Regions from separate parts of the Homo sapiens genome. Here region 1 is linked to region 2. Evidence: read pairs that join two places in POLR2A ChIA-PET (ENCODE). Cell type or tissue: PC-9. All regions are shown on one strand.

Region 1 (4,000 bases), 320 kb after region 2:
TTTATTTATGTGTCTACGAATAATTTATTTAATCATTTTGGGCCTCATTTTCCCAATGTACCTCATACAAAAGATCAATGAAACCAAGAGCTGCTCCTTCAAGAAACAAACAAACATACAAGATAGGTAGACAGCTAGCTAGATTAACAAAAGAAAGAGAGAAGATCTTTTGTATGGATTTTTGCATGTCAATTTCATTCAGTTCTTCTTTAAATTTTGTTATGTCTTTTCTTCCACTGGCCTTGGGGTTGGTTGGCTCTCTTTTTTTTCTAGTTCCTTCAGGTGCAAAGTTAGATTGTTAATTTTAAATCTTTCTAACTTCTTGATAAAGCCATTTAGTACCGTTAGCTTTCCTCTTAACACGGCTTTAGCTGTATCCCAGGCAGTTTGGTGAGTGTTGTCCCTATTTTCATCAATTTCAAATAATTTTTTGATTTTTGCTTTAATTTCTATGTTCGTCCATAAATTATTCAGGAACAAGTTGTTTAATTTCCACGAATTTGCATAGTTTTTAGAAATCCCCTTGATATGAATTTCTATTTTTATTGCACTGTGGTTTGAGTGTGTGCTTGGTTTGATTTCAATGTTTTTGAATTTATTGAAACTTCCTTTATGACTGAGCATGTGGTTGATCTTGGATAATGTTCCATGTACAGATGAGAAAAATGAATATTCTGTGGTTACTGGGTGGAGTGTTCTGTAGATGCCTATTAGTTACAATTGGTCAAGTGTCAAGTTTAAGTCCAGGATTTCTTTGCTAGTTTTTTGCCTCGATGGGGTGTCTAATGCTGTCAGTGGGGTGTTGACGTTTCCCACTATTATTGGGTGGTTGTCTGAGTCTTTTTGTAGGCCAAGAAGAACTTGTTTTCTGAATTTGTGTGCTCCAATGTTGAACGCATATATATTTAGGATAGTTATGTCTTCTTGCAAATGTCATTTTAATCCTTATTTTACTAGAATTATTCATTTTGCTTTCTGTTTTCCTGACTTCTGTGATACCCACACTCTTGGTTCTTCTTGAAACTATCTGATGGTTTCTCCACTGTCTCATTTGTAGATACCTCTGCCTTTTTTCACCTCTTGAATGTTAGTCTTTTTAGCTGTCAGTGTTCTGTTCTTGGCACACTTCTCCTCTATGTAATATTCTGATACACTTACAAAGTAGTAAATATGTGTTTGATCAATTAGACAATAAATAAATAGCTGCCCCCATTTGTTTCTAGAGTCTCTTTGACACCCATATGTTGATAACTCAAAAGTCTACATCATCTTGATGATCTGGACTTACATATATTTCAACATACCAGAGTTACAGCCATATGTTACCTAGACATTTATAATGCAATAAACAAAATGAACTCATCTTCGGTATTCTCTATTTCAATGATTAGACCTACCCAGTCCCTCAAGTTAGAAACTAACTACACTTTTTTTGTCCTGCTCCCTTACCAATCCCAATACAATCTATCACAAAATTCTGCCTGTGTTTTCTTCTAAGATTCTCTCATTCATTTTTCTCTCCATCTCTAACATTGCTTGATATCAGGCACTGATCATGCCTTCATCATTTCTCTTTCTGACTTTTTCAAGAGCCTCCTGCATTCTTACTTTTAGATATATTCCTTTAAATCACATTTTCTGTACATATATCATAGTATCGGTATCAAAAACACAAATCTGATTTTATTGGACCTTTTTTTCACTCACCACTATACTAAAAAGGAAAATTAAACTTATGTTTTGCTATTTTCAGTATTTTCAATAGCTTTCCATTGCCTAGCAGTTAAAATACAATCTTCTTAACATGGCCCAGCAGGCCATCCCTATGAACCTCTTGACCTTTATCTTACAGCACTCTGCCTCTCACTTCATGCCTCAGTTGTGCAGTATTGCTTATGTCCCTCATCCAGAAACCATGTAATTTTTTAATTTTATGCCTTTATTGATACCATACCTCCCTTTTCCTCCTTTCTTCTATGTATTCCTACTCATTTTTATGAATGAGCCCTGGAAACCTCCTATGAAGGTACCCACGGAGGCTTTCATGATTTCCTTGGTTGGATTATGTGTTTCTATATACTCATTCAGAGTTAGCAAAACTTTACTTATGCATTGTTTTATAATTATCCATTCATATATTTGCCTCCTTTACAATACAGTGATCTTTAAGTGTGGACACTGTGTCCTTTTCATTTCTATTCCCAGGACATGGGCTAATGCTTGAAACACAGGAGACCCTCAAGAAGTATCTGCAAAATGAACACTAGTGAGAAAGGACGGCTTTTGTTAGACTTCATCCTATAAATCTTGAAGACTTTAACCTAGAAGCATTGGAGGTCAGGTGGTTTACTCCAGGAGTTTTATTGCTGGCTTGATCTGTGATGTCTCATATTTATGTGCTGTTGGGCAAGGGAGATATAGAGAGGGATAAGCTCTTGGCTATTCTTGTTTGCCCTGGTAAATCACAGGTCTGCCCATTCAACTGCATAAATATTTCTGAAATGCATTCACTATTTTTAGTTCAGACTACAACATCGCATGTCTGGATTCCTAAGCAACCTCCCCATAACTGACTTCCTTGGCTTAAGTCTATTCTTTTCCAATTCATTTCCCATACATAATGTAACCACAGTAATCTTTTCCAGATGCTAAAGTTCCTTATTTGGTTCCAAAACTTTTAGACAAAAGTTCAAACTCTTTAATGCAGCGTATAATGATACAGTTTATAATCTGAGTCTTGCTTGCTTTTCCAGCCTTGTGGCTCACTATGCTGTCCTGGACTACCTGAGTTCTTGCTAGACTGCATGGCTATGGTTCATTGAATTTGCTTTATTTCACTTACTTCTGGGTCTTTGGATTTGCTTGGGACACTCCTCCTTTTTATCCCCATTCTCATTTTCAGCTAACTCTTAACTGATTGTTCAGAGTATAGCTTATGTGTTACTTTATCCAGAAAGCCTTCCTTGATGTCCAAAAATGTTCAGGAATGTTTTAGGTCTCCCCGTCTACCAGTTTCTCAACCCATATGCTCCTGTCACACCCCTGTTCTTCCCTCATACATAAGCATCACATGATCATAGCTGCCTTTCATATTGTCTTTGTAACCCACTAAATTAAGTCCTGTGAAGGCAGAAACCACATCAATTGTATTCTTTGTTTTATAGTTAGTATCTAGTACAGGAGCTTGCACAAATTCCTGATGAATATTATGAATTGAATGAGTGAATGTTTGAATATAGGGTAATTTTATGTTATCCACTGGATTTCATGTTACTATGATGTTGAGTAATTACAAGAGAAATACGACTAGAACTCTGAAGTTTTTTTTTTAATCTACTAGTTATACATAAGACTTCTCCTGATAGTCCTGTGTTTGTTGTTTATTAGGTGTCCAATGAGGAACTTGGGTTTTATGAACACTAAGTCCCTACCAATCCCAACAGTATGTCTGAATCTCTGAGTTCCCATAAGAAGAAAGATTCTTCTCAAAATAAATCACTAATAAGGGAAATTTGGTGACTGATTGAAGCTAAGGAAGATAACCTCATTTCTACTTCTGTAAGGAGGAAAATACCCTCTCTGCCAAAGTAAGTGGATGCCTCTAGGTCACTGGCAATGATCTGATTTGCCAGGAATAGTTTTCTGGAACCATAATGGAATTTGGGTCTGGTTCCATGAGAGAAGTGTGGGCTCAGGAAGACAAGCTTTTAAGTATTGTTGTCAAGGATTTTATGGTCTTATGAGGTATAGGGGCAAAATTTATTAATGACTCAGCAAGGCTGCCCTAATTTTAGGCCTGAAGGTAAGCTTGCAACACTTCAGAGAGTGGGAGACAGGGAGGAAGTATTATCACTTCAACTGAGTCTTGTTTTATTTATAAATACTGTGTTGATGAATTTTAAATTGGTCATCCTTAATTTGGGGCCTAAAATAGATCAGACCTCTTTCTTAGTTCCCTCCTTTGAGTCAAAAGAGACCAAAATAAGAATTTATATACGTA
Region 2 (4,000 bases):
TGTATAATTAATAAAGATGCTGCAGCTATATTTTCCCACAGTGAAATCCTTGCACAAGAGAAGTATCTGTAATCCTGGTCTACAGAAATTATTTAAGATGTGCTATTACACTAAGAAATAGAAATAAAATTACCTCTGTCAAATTGTACCATAATGACATTAATTTGATATTATAATATCTATCTCTCTTAAGAATTAGACATTGTCTGTAGTTTTGGTATGAGAAGGTTCAGTAAGAAAGATATTAAAATATAATTTGACCAGCAGAACTCCACTATGAGCTGAAAATTTAGATGATTTATAAACATTAATGGAATGGTGGCTGTCTCATTATGCTTATTTAGTAAGGGAAACAATTAAAATATGTACCTAGTACAACGATGACTTTTGGGAGTAAAGAAATTCACATTAGCTGTTCAGATAGCTAGATACATCAGCATATTTCACAATATATTTTATTTCCCTGGTGCTTATGTATATATGGATATTATTGAACTTTATAATTCATTATCTCCATACAAAGAAGTAAACAAAACAAAGATACTTAACTAGTAAGACACGGCTGCTAAATGCATACGCACCTTTTTTTTTTAAACAAGTTTATACAGCCTGTTCTTGTTAAATATTTTAGCGAGAACTAAGTTTTAAAGCTTGATAATTATAGTTATCCATTCTGAAATGACATTTCTCGTGATTTTACTCCTTGTCACTTATATGTATTTAAGCTGGCCTACCTATCTTTGAACAGTATAGGCAAAGAAAAAGGAATATGGTATTAGAATTCACCTTCACTTGATGGAGAACCGGATGTGGTTATCTGGGTAAGAGCCCAGGTTACTTGGATGGAGAGATGGGTTTGCTGGTTTACACTAGGAAGAGTGACGTATTTACCTCGATTCTACTGAAAGCGGATAAAAGCAGTACCATCACTGTGACCTAGGAAAAGGGAAAATGTAAGCCCACTAATATGGAAGCCCATTCAGAAACATTTTCTGTGAACGATAGGAGGACCAGCCTCATCATATTCCTGCTTACTGATCCACATCTGCTGGAATGTGGACAGGCTGGCAAGGATGGAGCCCCCAATCCAAACAGAATACTTCCGCTCTGGGGGAGCTATGATCTTGATTTTCATGGTGCTGGGTGCCAGGGTTATGATTTCTTTCTGCATCCTGTCAGCAATGCCTGGGTACATGGTGCTCCCTCCAGATAACACGGTGTTGGCATAGAGATCCTTGCGAATATCCACATCGCACTTCATGATAGAGTTGAAGGTTGTCTCATGGATCCCACTGGACTCAATGCCCAGAAAGGAAGGCTGGAAAATGGCTTCAGGGCATCGGAAGCGTTCATTCCCAATGGTGATCACCTGCCCATCAGGAAGTTCATAGCTCCGTTCCGGTGAGGAGGATGCGGCTGCCCTGACCATCTCCTGCTCAAAGTCCAGGGCTACGTAGCACAGCTTCTCTTTGACATCTCGCACAATCTCCCGCTCAGCAGTGGTGGTGAAGTTATAGCCTCGCTCTGTCAGGATCTTCATGAGGTAATCAGTCAGGTCTCTCCCTGCCAGATCCAGGCGTAGAATGGCATGAGGCAGGGCATAACCTTCATAGATGGGCACGATGTGAGTGACCCCATCCCCAGAATCCATCACGATGCCTGTGGTCCGTCCTGAGGCATAGAGGGACAGCACAGCCTGGATGGCGACATACATGGCTGGTGTGTTGAAAGCCTCGAACATGATCTGAGTCATCTTTTCCCGGTTGATCTTGGGGTTCAGGGGTGCCTCGGTGAGGAGGATGGGATGCTCATCTGGTGCCACACGGAGCTCATTGTAGAATGTGTGGTACCAGATCTTTTCCATATCGTCCCAGTTGGTGACCACTCCATGCTCGATAGGATACTTCAGGGTCAGGACGCCTCTCTTGCTCTGAGCCTCATCTCCCACGTAGCAGTCCTTCTGGCCCATGCCTACCATAACGCCCTGGTGTCGAGGACGCCCTATCATGGAGGGGAACACAGCCCGGGGGGCATCGTCACCACCAAAGCCTGCCTTGCACATCCCTGACCCATTATCCACTACCAAGGCAGACAGCTCATTGTCAGTCATGGTGCTGGCTGAGATCTTCCAGACGAGTGAACAGGACAAGTGAATAGACAGTGAGTAAGAGAAAGTGAACAGGCCTAAAACACTCCAGAAATGCTTTCAGACACGGGAGGCTGCACCGGGACCACAGGTATTTAAAGGAACACACTGACTCCGCCCATGTCCTACTCCACCAGTTCCCAGCATTTCTGGATGAGGTCATCTCTGAGGTATTAATGATGGTGATGATTACATAAACAATTAGATCTTTCTACATAAAGAGAAAATTGGCTGCCAAGTGGTCAAATCTCAGGTTCCTGTAATTAGGCAACCCACACATGACCGTCAGCCTGCCTGGTGAGGTCTCTAGATAACTATGATGATGCAGTGGGGGATATAAAAGCAAGATGAAAGAAAGCTGGTGCTAGGTATGGCAACACTGCTGGGAGGAAGGCTCCCTCCTTAGCGTCCCTGAGGATTCACTTTTCCTACACTAGCTTACCTTTTCATTCTTAAGATACTGTTCTGATGAGGGGTCTTACCCTGCAATCTTCACTTTTTCAAGATTTTTGTTTCCATTAGATTCCTAATCCCACAGGGTGTCATCATCGTAGAGACTGTTTTAGTAAATGAAAATAATAAATGGCTAAGGATGGCCTGATGGCTGTAATTACAATGCACTTGTGTCAAGCAAAATGTAGAGATATTTAATAGACTTCTAATCCATCAGAGATCAAGCGAAAGGAATAGAATGATTGCTAAAGTTAACCCATATAGATACTTTTTTCTGATATAAATTTCTAACAACCAAATTTCATTAAACATTTACTGTGTCTAGACATTGTTCATAGAACCAGGTTCATTGGGTCCATGTTAATTGTATAATGACTGAATGTCAACTATTTTGCATGATTTATTAAGATGCAGGTTATAAAAATTTATTTATTTGCAACAACTCTTGAGTTCTGCAACAATGGACAAAATGAAGTGATAAGACAAATTTGAAAAATTATATATTTAAACTAATCCTTAAAACATTTTGATCTTCAAGATACATATACTATATTATAACATTAAACCTCTATGTAGTTATTAAAATCTATACAATTAGAATTATACTAGCTTTCCTTCCATTTCAAGATATATTACACCCTGATCACTTCATAGCAACAATTTGTTTGGGTTCCATGTTTCATATAGAAATACAGACTACCTGAAAAGATGTGTATGATGGTAAAATGTAGGACATCAGCAATGTGTTACAGAGAAATAGCATTTAAGAAAGCTCATTACTTCTGCTCCCCTATGTGTTAGGCGAATAGAATATAATTATCTTTGTGAGCTCTTGTAAAGCAAAGAAATTTTCCATGTCTACATCTGAGTTCTCCAAAATAATCTTTATTTGGGTTCATCATTCATTCATTTACCCAATAAAGCTTGCTTTGTAAGAGGTAGCACAGCCCCTATTTACTGGACAAAAAACACCCTCCAGCTCAAGGCCAGGAGAACTAACCTGAGTCTTTGCCCAGTGAGCCTCTTGGAGAGTCATGGTGTAGCATCAAGCTGTGAGCATCCAGCCCTCTTCTTTGTCTATAGCTTGATATAGATTTATTTTATCCAGTGCTGTAATATGCCTTCAAAACCTTTCTGGTGACAATCAGTCATGGCAGAATGTATGTTTCATCACAAGATCCATGGTTTTGCTTTAGGGCTCACCAAAACAGTCCTTTCCTTTAATCTTTTCTGTAACTGCAAAATTCCTTCTTCAACAGTGTTAAAAACCTTCACACTGAATGGTTTTATGAACTTCCTTGTTATGTAGTACAACCAAGCTTTTGATTAAAACAACATTTTATTGCTATAGGATGGTGCTTCTGGGAATTTTTTAAAATCCCATAACAAACTACATGCACA

The links. ChIA-PET counts read pairs that join two places held together with the same protein. Peaks named below come from ENCODE experiments on the same cell type or tissue, not always from the same donor. Only the 100,000 strongest peaks of a DNase experiment are listed, where the experiment ranks them.
Region 1: POLR2A ChIA-PET joins it to region 2 with 5 read pairs; 1 of 35 experiments calls an interaction of 5 or more read pairs at or near these places.

What each region holds. Positions count from the first base shown.
Region 1 is chr5:57,801,656-57,805,655 of GRCh38, forward strand. No RefSeq gene overlaps it. Among named protein-coding and RNA genes, the nearest start is that of LINC02225, 96 kb to the right of the region's middle. In PC-9, no CTCF peak of the experiment used is centred here; a DNase peak (open chromatin) is centred at 2,456; H3K27ac peaks cover 1,171 bases.
Region 2 is chr5:57,480,598-57,484,597 of GRCh38, forward strand. It overlaps ACTBL2 (actin beta like 2), which reads right to left and starts at 2,214. Exons shown (of 1, transcript NM_001017992.4): 1 at 1-2,214. The coding sequence starts at 2,110. The coding sequence ends at 980. All of the region lies in intron 1 of RMEL3 (enriched in melanoma 3), which reads left to right. In PC-9, no CTCF peak of the experiment used is centred here; a DNase peak (open chromatin) is centred at 2,304; H3K27ac peaks cover 414 bases.